Regions from separate parts of the Homo sapiens genome. Here region 1 is linked to region 2. A link is a contact called in ENCODE Hi-C data. All regions are on one chromosome and are shown on one strand. The core of a region is the stretch at or near the end of the contact, and the rest is flanking DNA. Distances in the headings are between cores, read along the strand shown.

Evidence for each region. A loop is a pair of places that touch in the nucleus more often than their neighbours do. Pooled maps may share reads with other maps.
Region 1: a loop to region 2 is called in a map of cardiac septum, with 2.5 times the contacts of the local background. The contact joins the promoter of CAMTA1-IT1 here to the enhancer-like site in region 2. A Hi-C loop is called at or near these places in 3 of 168 maps with a recorded cell type or tissue (Right ventricle myocardium inferior, cardiac septum and endothelial cell of umbilical vein) and 9 of 50 pooled maps.

Annotation. Positions count from the first base shown.
Region 1 is chr1:7,362,272-7,365,956 of GRCh38, forward strand. CAMTA1-IT1 (CAMTA1 intronic transcript 1) reads left to right here and starts at 2,123. Exons shown (of 1, transcript XR_010947450.1): 1 at 2,123-3,685. The region is part of intron 5 of CAMTA1 (calmodulin binding transcription activator 1); the gene reads left to right.
Region 2 is chr1:7,643,626-7,647,371 of GRCh38, forward strand. All of the region lies in intron 7 of CAMTA1 (calmodulin binding transcription activator 1), which reads left to right. Among named protein-coding and RNA genes, the nearest start is that of VAMP3, 130 kb to the right of the region's middle. RefSeq lists an enhancer at 186-686. Within about 2 kb of position 1,798, at least 7 of the 41 ENCODE cell types and tissues checked have a DNase peak (open chromatin) inside an H3K27ac peak, as active enhancers do.

The DNA.
Region 1 (3,685 bases), core at 873-3,372, 280 kb before region 2:
TTGGTTAGAGTTAGTGGACTTGGGTAGAGTTAGTGAACTTGGGTAGAACTGGTGGACTTGAATAGGATTATTGGACTTGGGTACAGGTGGTGGACTTGGATAGAGTTGGTGGACTTGGGTACAGTTAGTAGACTTGGGTAGAGTTAGTGGACTTGGAAAGAGTTAGTAGACTTCAATAGAGTTAGTGGACTTGAATAGAGTTAGTGGACTGGTGGAATTTAATAGAGTTGGTAGACTTGGGTAGAGGTGGTGGACATGGGTACCGATGGTGACCTTGGATAGAGTTGGTGGACTTGGGTAGTGGTGGTGGCTTTGGATAGAGTTGGTGGACTTTGGTAGGATTGGTGGACTTGAATAGAGTGAGTGAACTTGGGTAGAGGTGGTGAACTTGGGTAGGACTGGTGGACTCGAATAGAGTTGGTGGACTTGGGTAGAGGCAGTGAACTTGGATAGAGGTGGTGGGCTTGGGTAGGATTGGTGGACTTGAATAGAGTTAGTGGACTTGGGTAGAGTTAGTAGACTTGAATAGACTGAGTAGACTTCTGTGGAGGTGGTGAACTTCGGTAGGACTGGTAGACTTGAATAGAGTGAGTGGATTTGGGTAGAGGTGGTGGCTTTGGATAGACTTGGTGGACTTTGGTAGGGTTGATGGACTTGAATAGAGCGAGTGAACTTGGGTAGAGGTGGTGGACTTGGATAGACTTGATGCGTGTGGGGCAAAGACAATTAGTGGAACATAACCATTTATGCCAACCCTTCTAGCTCGCAGAGGTGCTCTGTAGAAGAAGAAAGACATTGCGGAAGTTTTTAAATAGGGACATGATACCAAGTTTGAAACGTGAGAGAGTGAGTAGGAACTGTGCCCTTGTCTGACCCAAGTGCTAAATCAACAGGAACATGGTGCCCACTTGTTACATCACTCATGGACATGAGCTGGGCTGTTTTTCTTGCATCCATTTCACTGGGTGATTAATATCTCTTTTAATGTTCAGCTGCAGTGAATTCTTAACAAATTATTTTGTAACACATTGAAATCACTTTGTAAGCTCTTTGTTAACACCTTTAAGAGGGCTCTAGCTATAAAATATTACTTTATCATCTTCCCGTTGCAGGACATTTGATGTAACACTCGTGTCTCGGAGGTTGTTAATAAATAATGGATGGAGGAATGATCTGGGGGTGACCTTTTGTAGAACATCATCTGTCAGCCGAACTTCACTTAATCCTTCCTCTTACGCTGTCTTCTGGCTTTCAGGATATAGCAGTTTGCAAATCAGGTGGTTTGGTTCCTGCCAGTGAGTGACATTTCACAGGATGGGTGACATCGGAACGATTGGCCTGTGTGGTTGCCTCTGGGACCCTCAGAAGGATTTAAGCCCCGTGATTAGCAGGTCTATTTTTGGCCACCAAGTGCAGGAGGGAGGGCATCTGGTGTGTGTCTCATCTTGGCTGTGATGAGGCTTGGCTGACCCCAGCAAGGACTCTCCATGAGTGGAGTGTGGCAGCGCTGTGGTTAGCTGGCCAGGTGAGGGGTGTTTCTCCAATAAGCATTTGTAGATCTGCCCTCTACTAAACCTGCTTCACCCTGGTAGCCCCCCTCAAAGGCATAGCAAGCCAGAGTATCCCAGGGACCGGGAACACTTGGGAACAGATGCCTGATAGAGAGTCACAGAACCATAAAGTCACGGGGGCTAAAGCCAGAGAAACCAGAGTCCAGCCCCATCAGCTTACAGAGAGGGACTGAGGTCAGAAAAGCCGAGAGTGCCTCTTCCAGGGTAGCTCATGGGTTAGAACAGATTTTTCACTTGACTCCTGAAACTGTGGTCCCTTTAGCCAGTGCCCTGCCTCACAGGATGACTCTAGAGTCACTTCATTCATTCATAAACAATGCTTATCGAGTGCTGACTCTATGCAGGTGGTGTGCAACATCCTGAGGACACTGCAGGCAGCGAGACCAGCGAGGTGTCTTAGTCCATGCATGGTGCCAGAACAACATACTTTAGACTGGGTAACTATAAACAACATACATTTAATGCTCACAGTTCTGGAGGCTGGGAAGTCCAAGATCAAGACACCAGCAGATTTAGTGTCTGGTAAGAGGCTGTTCCTGATAGATGGCACCTTCTATGTGTCCTCACATGGTGGAGGAGGGGGCACACAGGTTCCCTTGTGACTCTTTTTTTTTTTTTTCTGAGACAAGGACTTTCTTGCTCTGTCACCCAGGCTGAAGTGCAGAGGCACAATCCTAGCTCACTGCTTTCCTGGGTTTCTTGTACACAGATCAGACCTATGAGTGCATGGTGGTCATTACAGCTTCAACCTATGCTAGAAGGCAGGCGTGAAGGAGGCTGCAGCTGCAGATATGGGATGGTGGGAGGCTTCCCTGAGGAGGGGATGTCGAAGGTGAGAGGTAGGATGCGTGAGATGCTTTCTGGGCAGTGGGAGAGGGTATCCCAGTGTGCTGTGGGCTCTGGGGCTGCAGAGATGCGTGTCTGTGGAGTTTGGATAAGCCCCATAAAAACACTCCACACAGTGCTTCTAGAATCAGTCGGAGTCCATGGCACAAAGCAAGGGCTCAGTATATACTGAGTGAATGGATGAATGAATGAATGAGTGAATGAATGAATGAGCCACCTGTCAAACTGCTTTCTCAGATCAGTCCAGTCAGGGGAATGGCGGTGGCCATGGGCTTCTGTAGTGGATGTCCTTAGGCTCGGTGTGGCTGGTGATGAAGGACTGAGAGTCATCCCAGAGAGTGCAGAACACCTCCCATGACCTTCCCCAGAGTCCAAGCCCAGGGAGCAGTTGTGACATCCAGCCAAGCTCACACTTGGCCTGGAGGCCGGACCCCATGAGGACCAACCTGTGGTCTTCAGAGGTTGTCGGGAGGGAGGCCCCAGTGGACGCTGAATTCCAGCCTCTGTCTGGAGGCCTTTGAGCAGCAAGCACCTGGTGGCTGCGCTGTGGATGGGCTTGATGGTCTGAACCCATAACACCCATTCAGGCATCAGAAAATCACCCTCGAATTATCTCTAGAGTTTTATTTCCTAGAATCCTGAATAGATCACATTTTATTGTTGAATACTGAAATCTCATTACTTTAGGAAGTGCTATTACTGGGCTATTACTGGAAAGGAATTCCTCTCTCCTGTTCTGATTAAAACCTCCTGTTCATATTTAAAAAATAATTTCAGACCTTTTTTTTTAATGCTTCTAAAAGTATAAACGTGCAGCCAAGCGTCTTCTTTCCCTAGGCCCCGCGCCTGGGTGTGGACTTCCCTGGGCCTGCTGGTGGAGAGTGAGCGCAGCTCTGCAGAAGTAGAGACACCGGAGTCTCCTCCTGGACCCCCTTCTTGGAGAATGATCCCTTTCTTTTCCTCTGGCTCAGTTGCTTCCTAAGATTCTAATGACAGTTCTGGCCAAAACAGGCAGCCCCCGTTACCACTGGTTTGAGACTTCAGCTCTGGCTTTTTTCACCAGGAACTGATTCTGGGATCTTGGGGCATAGGGTCCAAGATATGGCTTCTCTGCTGACTGATGGAGTCAGGGGAGCTGGTTCCACCCAGAGCAATACGTGGGGATGGGTGGAAAGCACTCCTCCGGGCAGCTCCTGCTCCTCTCTGGAGGCTGCTCCCTCCGCGCACAGGGTCATCAGCTTCCTGCGTCTGAATCCCCAACCTGGGGG
Region 2 (3,746 bases), core at 548-3,047:
GAGGGAACTGTGAATGCCTGCTCAAAAATCTGCAGTGCATCAGAAAATTATGTAAAACTACAACAAACTCCCCATAAATCTAATAACACTCAGCTCTCTGGTGTCTTGGGCTGGGGGAAGCAGAGCCGCACACAATTCCTTGGCTCGGGCGTGCGTGTGCACGGCTCTGACAGAAACACAGCCCGAGAAACAGCCCTGGAAATGCGGCTGCAGGAGAAGGCGCAGATGACGATCAGGCTTGGAACACACAGAGGGCACCAGCTAAGTGTGTGTGTCCGGGGACAGCAGAGGTGTGCTGAGAGCCAAGAAGACCTCAGATTTGATTCCAGAATCAGGCGGGTCACCCAACACTGGAGCCAAACACATTAGCTTCATCCCATTTTCACATAAATCGCGTGCCTTCGAAGACTTCACAGTTTGATTTCCTGATGTTTCCAAATTTCCCTGCCCGCCAGCGGAGTTGTCAGCGGTTTAATCACAATGTCGTGCTCCCCAGGGCTGAAGGGAGATGGGTCTGCAGCCTTCACCTCACCTGCTGTGAGATGGGGGCTCCGTGACCTTATGCCCTGGGAATCTCACCAGGCTGATTCAGAGAATCCCATCCTGGTCCTTGCAGCTGTGCCCTTTGGTCAGAAGGGGGCTTCCCTTCCACCTGCAATCTGAGGAATGCTTCCTTCAGATGAAAAAAAACACACACAGAAATAAATGAAGATAGCTGATAGGAATTCCCAGGACATTCCCAGAGATCTTTCCTGTCTTTTGGAATCCCTTCTGTAATCATGAGACTATGGGTCCTGCTGCTATGAGGAAGACCAAAATAACAGTGGCTTCAATGAAAGGGAAGCTCCTTTGGCTTTCATGTCACAGTTCAGGGTTGATGTGGCAGCCCCAGGGTCAGGGATCGGCCACCCTGGCTCCCTCCGGGTGGCTGCTCCCCATTCCTAGGGCTTTGCCTTCTTTTACATGGTCCAAAATGGCTACTCCAGCTCCTGCCATTGCAACTGCATTCCAACCAGTGGAAAGAGGAGAAAATAAGGTGGAGGGTGAGTTCCTTCCCTTTAAGCCCACAACTTGCATACATCATTTCATCTCTGGTGTCGTTGGACAGAATTTTGTCATATGGTTACTCCTAGTTGCAAGAGAGTCTGGGAAGTGTCGTTTTTTGCTTTGTAGTTCCATCCTAACGTACTTTGGGGAAAGAGGTTCTGCATGTGAATCATTCAGGGCTGAGTAGAGCTGTGCTTAGCCTGGGGTGCCCCTGTGGGCTTCAGCTTTCTGGCTTATAGTGCACAGAATTGCCCATCTCAGTCCAAGGCCTGGCAATGACTGTCTGAGGCGCCGTCTGAGGCCTGGAGTTTACAGTACGCAAGTGATCTAAAGCTTAGTATGTCTCATCCTGGAAATTCCAGGGTCTGTTCCAATGCAGCTGGTCTGAGAGAGCACCAGATTTGCACCCAGTAAACCCCCATAGTGTGAGTGAGGAGCTGAAGGGGGAGTCCTCTCCTCCCAGATTAGCCACTGAGAGATGACTTTGAGTGGAGTCGACTGCTCTGCCAGGCAGGCTCTGTGCTTCTGTCCTGCCAAGCTGGCAGGAAACTTGCTCAGTGATCTTGGGCTGCTCAGAGCCACAGTGGTTCTAAACTGCCATGCCCCAAACCTTGCACCCTTGGCTCCACTGGAACCTACAGAAAGCCAGATGGAACCGTTTCCTCGGAGAAGATCCTCTCCCTCTGAGCACCCGTGGCTTTCTTCCCTGCCCATTTCCTGGCAGCCCAGGAGGGGATGGCACGCCAGGCATTTCCCAGCAAGCTGTTGGTGAGGTTGTTCCATCCGGAGTGAGTGGCGAGGGCATGACTTCTAAGCTGTGTTCACAGCCCTTCCCGTGTGGTGATCTTGTCCCAGCTCTCCCACCTGGAGGCTCCTCTTGGAGTGCCCTGGCTGGCCAGATGGCCCTGCAGCCATGAGCAAGTCCTAGGCCTTCCTGCAGGCTTCGAAGGCCCGGAAATCAGCAGGCAGCTCCCCCAGCCGCCTCGGGGTTTAGCTCCACCCTGCCTGCCAGCCCCAGAGCTCCGCTGGCATCAGGCCAGAGTACTCAGGCCTCTGGGGCAGGTGTCCTCTGCAGCACTGGGCGGGCGGCAGGAGGGCTGGCTGTGGAATCAGCAGAGCCCCAGGGCCTACGCCCACACCACACAAGTGCTCTGTGCACCTCCATGCTTCTGCACGGGCACACGACGTATCCACAGGCACGAGTGTGTGGGGATTCAGCACCTCCACCCCCACACTTCCTCCAAAAGCAACCTCACCTCCATGGCAGGTGGTGGAGGCCATAGTAAATGTGAGGCCACAAAGGCCATGTTGAAAGTGGAGGTGGAGGCCATCCTGAATGTGGGGTGGAGGCCATAGTGAGTGCAGGTGAAGGCCCTGGTGAGTTTGGTGGGGGCCCTGGTGAATTGGGTGGAGGCCATGGTGAGTTGGGTGGAGGCCCTGGTAAGTGTGAGCGGAGGCCCCGTTGAGGTGGATGGAGGCCCTGGTGACTGCAGGTGGAGGCCATGGTGACTGTGAGGGTGGAGGCCATGGTGATTGTGAAGGTGGAGGCTATGGTGAGTTGGGTGGAGGCCCTGCCCTGGTGAGTTGGATGGAGGCCATAGTGAGTGTGGTTGGAGGCCACGGTGAGTTGGGTGGAGGCCCTGGTGAGTTGGGTGGAGGCCACGGTGAGTTGGGTGGAGGCCCTGGTAAGTTGGATGGAGGCCATAGTGAGTGTGGTTGGAGGCCCTGGTGAGTTGGGTGGAGGCCCTGGTGAGTGTGACTGGAGGCCCTGTTGAGGCGGATGGAGGCCCTGGTGACTGAGGGTGGAGGCCATGGTGACTGTGAGGGTGAGGGCCCTGGTGAGTGGTTGGAGGCCATGGTAACTGTGAAGGTGGAGGCTGTGGTGAGTTGGGTGGAGGCCCTGGTGAGTTGGGTGGAGGCTCTGGTGGGTTGGGAGGAGGTCCTGGTGAGTGTGAGCAGAGGCCCTGGTGAGGTAGAGGCCCTGGTGACTGAGGGTGGAGGCCATGGTGACTGTGAGGGTGAAAGTCATGGTGAGTTGGGTAGAGGCCATGGTGACTGTGAGGGTGGAGGCCATGGTGAGTGGGGTGGAGGCCACAGTGAGTTGGAATGGAGGCCCTAGTGAGTGTGAATGGAGGCCCTGTTGAGTTGGGTGGAGGCCCTGGCAAGTGTGGGCTTGCTTGTGCTGTCATGGCCCCCACAGTCCATCTCCCCTAACACACTGGTCCTCACCTGCAGCCTGTTGGTTTTCCAGGGGCCAGGGTGTCAGTCCTGCCAGCCTTCAGCATCTGTAAGGCAGTGCTGCCGAGACACCACACCGTTTCCAGTACCGGGCCTCGGATGGGGTGGCTGCAAACGGGCCCCTCATTGCTGAGCAGTGGCTGCAGTGGCAGAGAAATCTGCTCAGAGCGGCTGCTTAGCCAGCACCTGCTCTCCAGGGACCCAGCTCAGGCTGGGAGAGGTCGCAGAGCCCAGGATCCCCAGACCCCCAGCCTCCCTCCCTCTGTTCCGGAGGCCCTCGCTGTTGCCAGTACCCAAGCCTGGGGTTGTATGTTCAGTGCGCCTTTTGTTTTCTCATAATTTTTCAGACAAAGACCAAAGATCCAGAAGGGGGGGGGGCTGTGTTTATTTGTTTTGTTTTTTGCTTAGATTGTAATCCTGGTGATTATAGAATATCAAGAAGGAAAATCAACAAAGCCTTC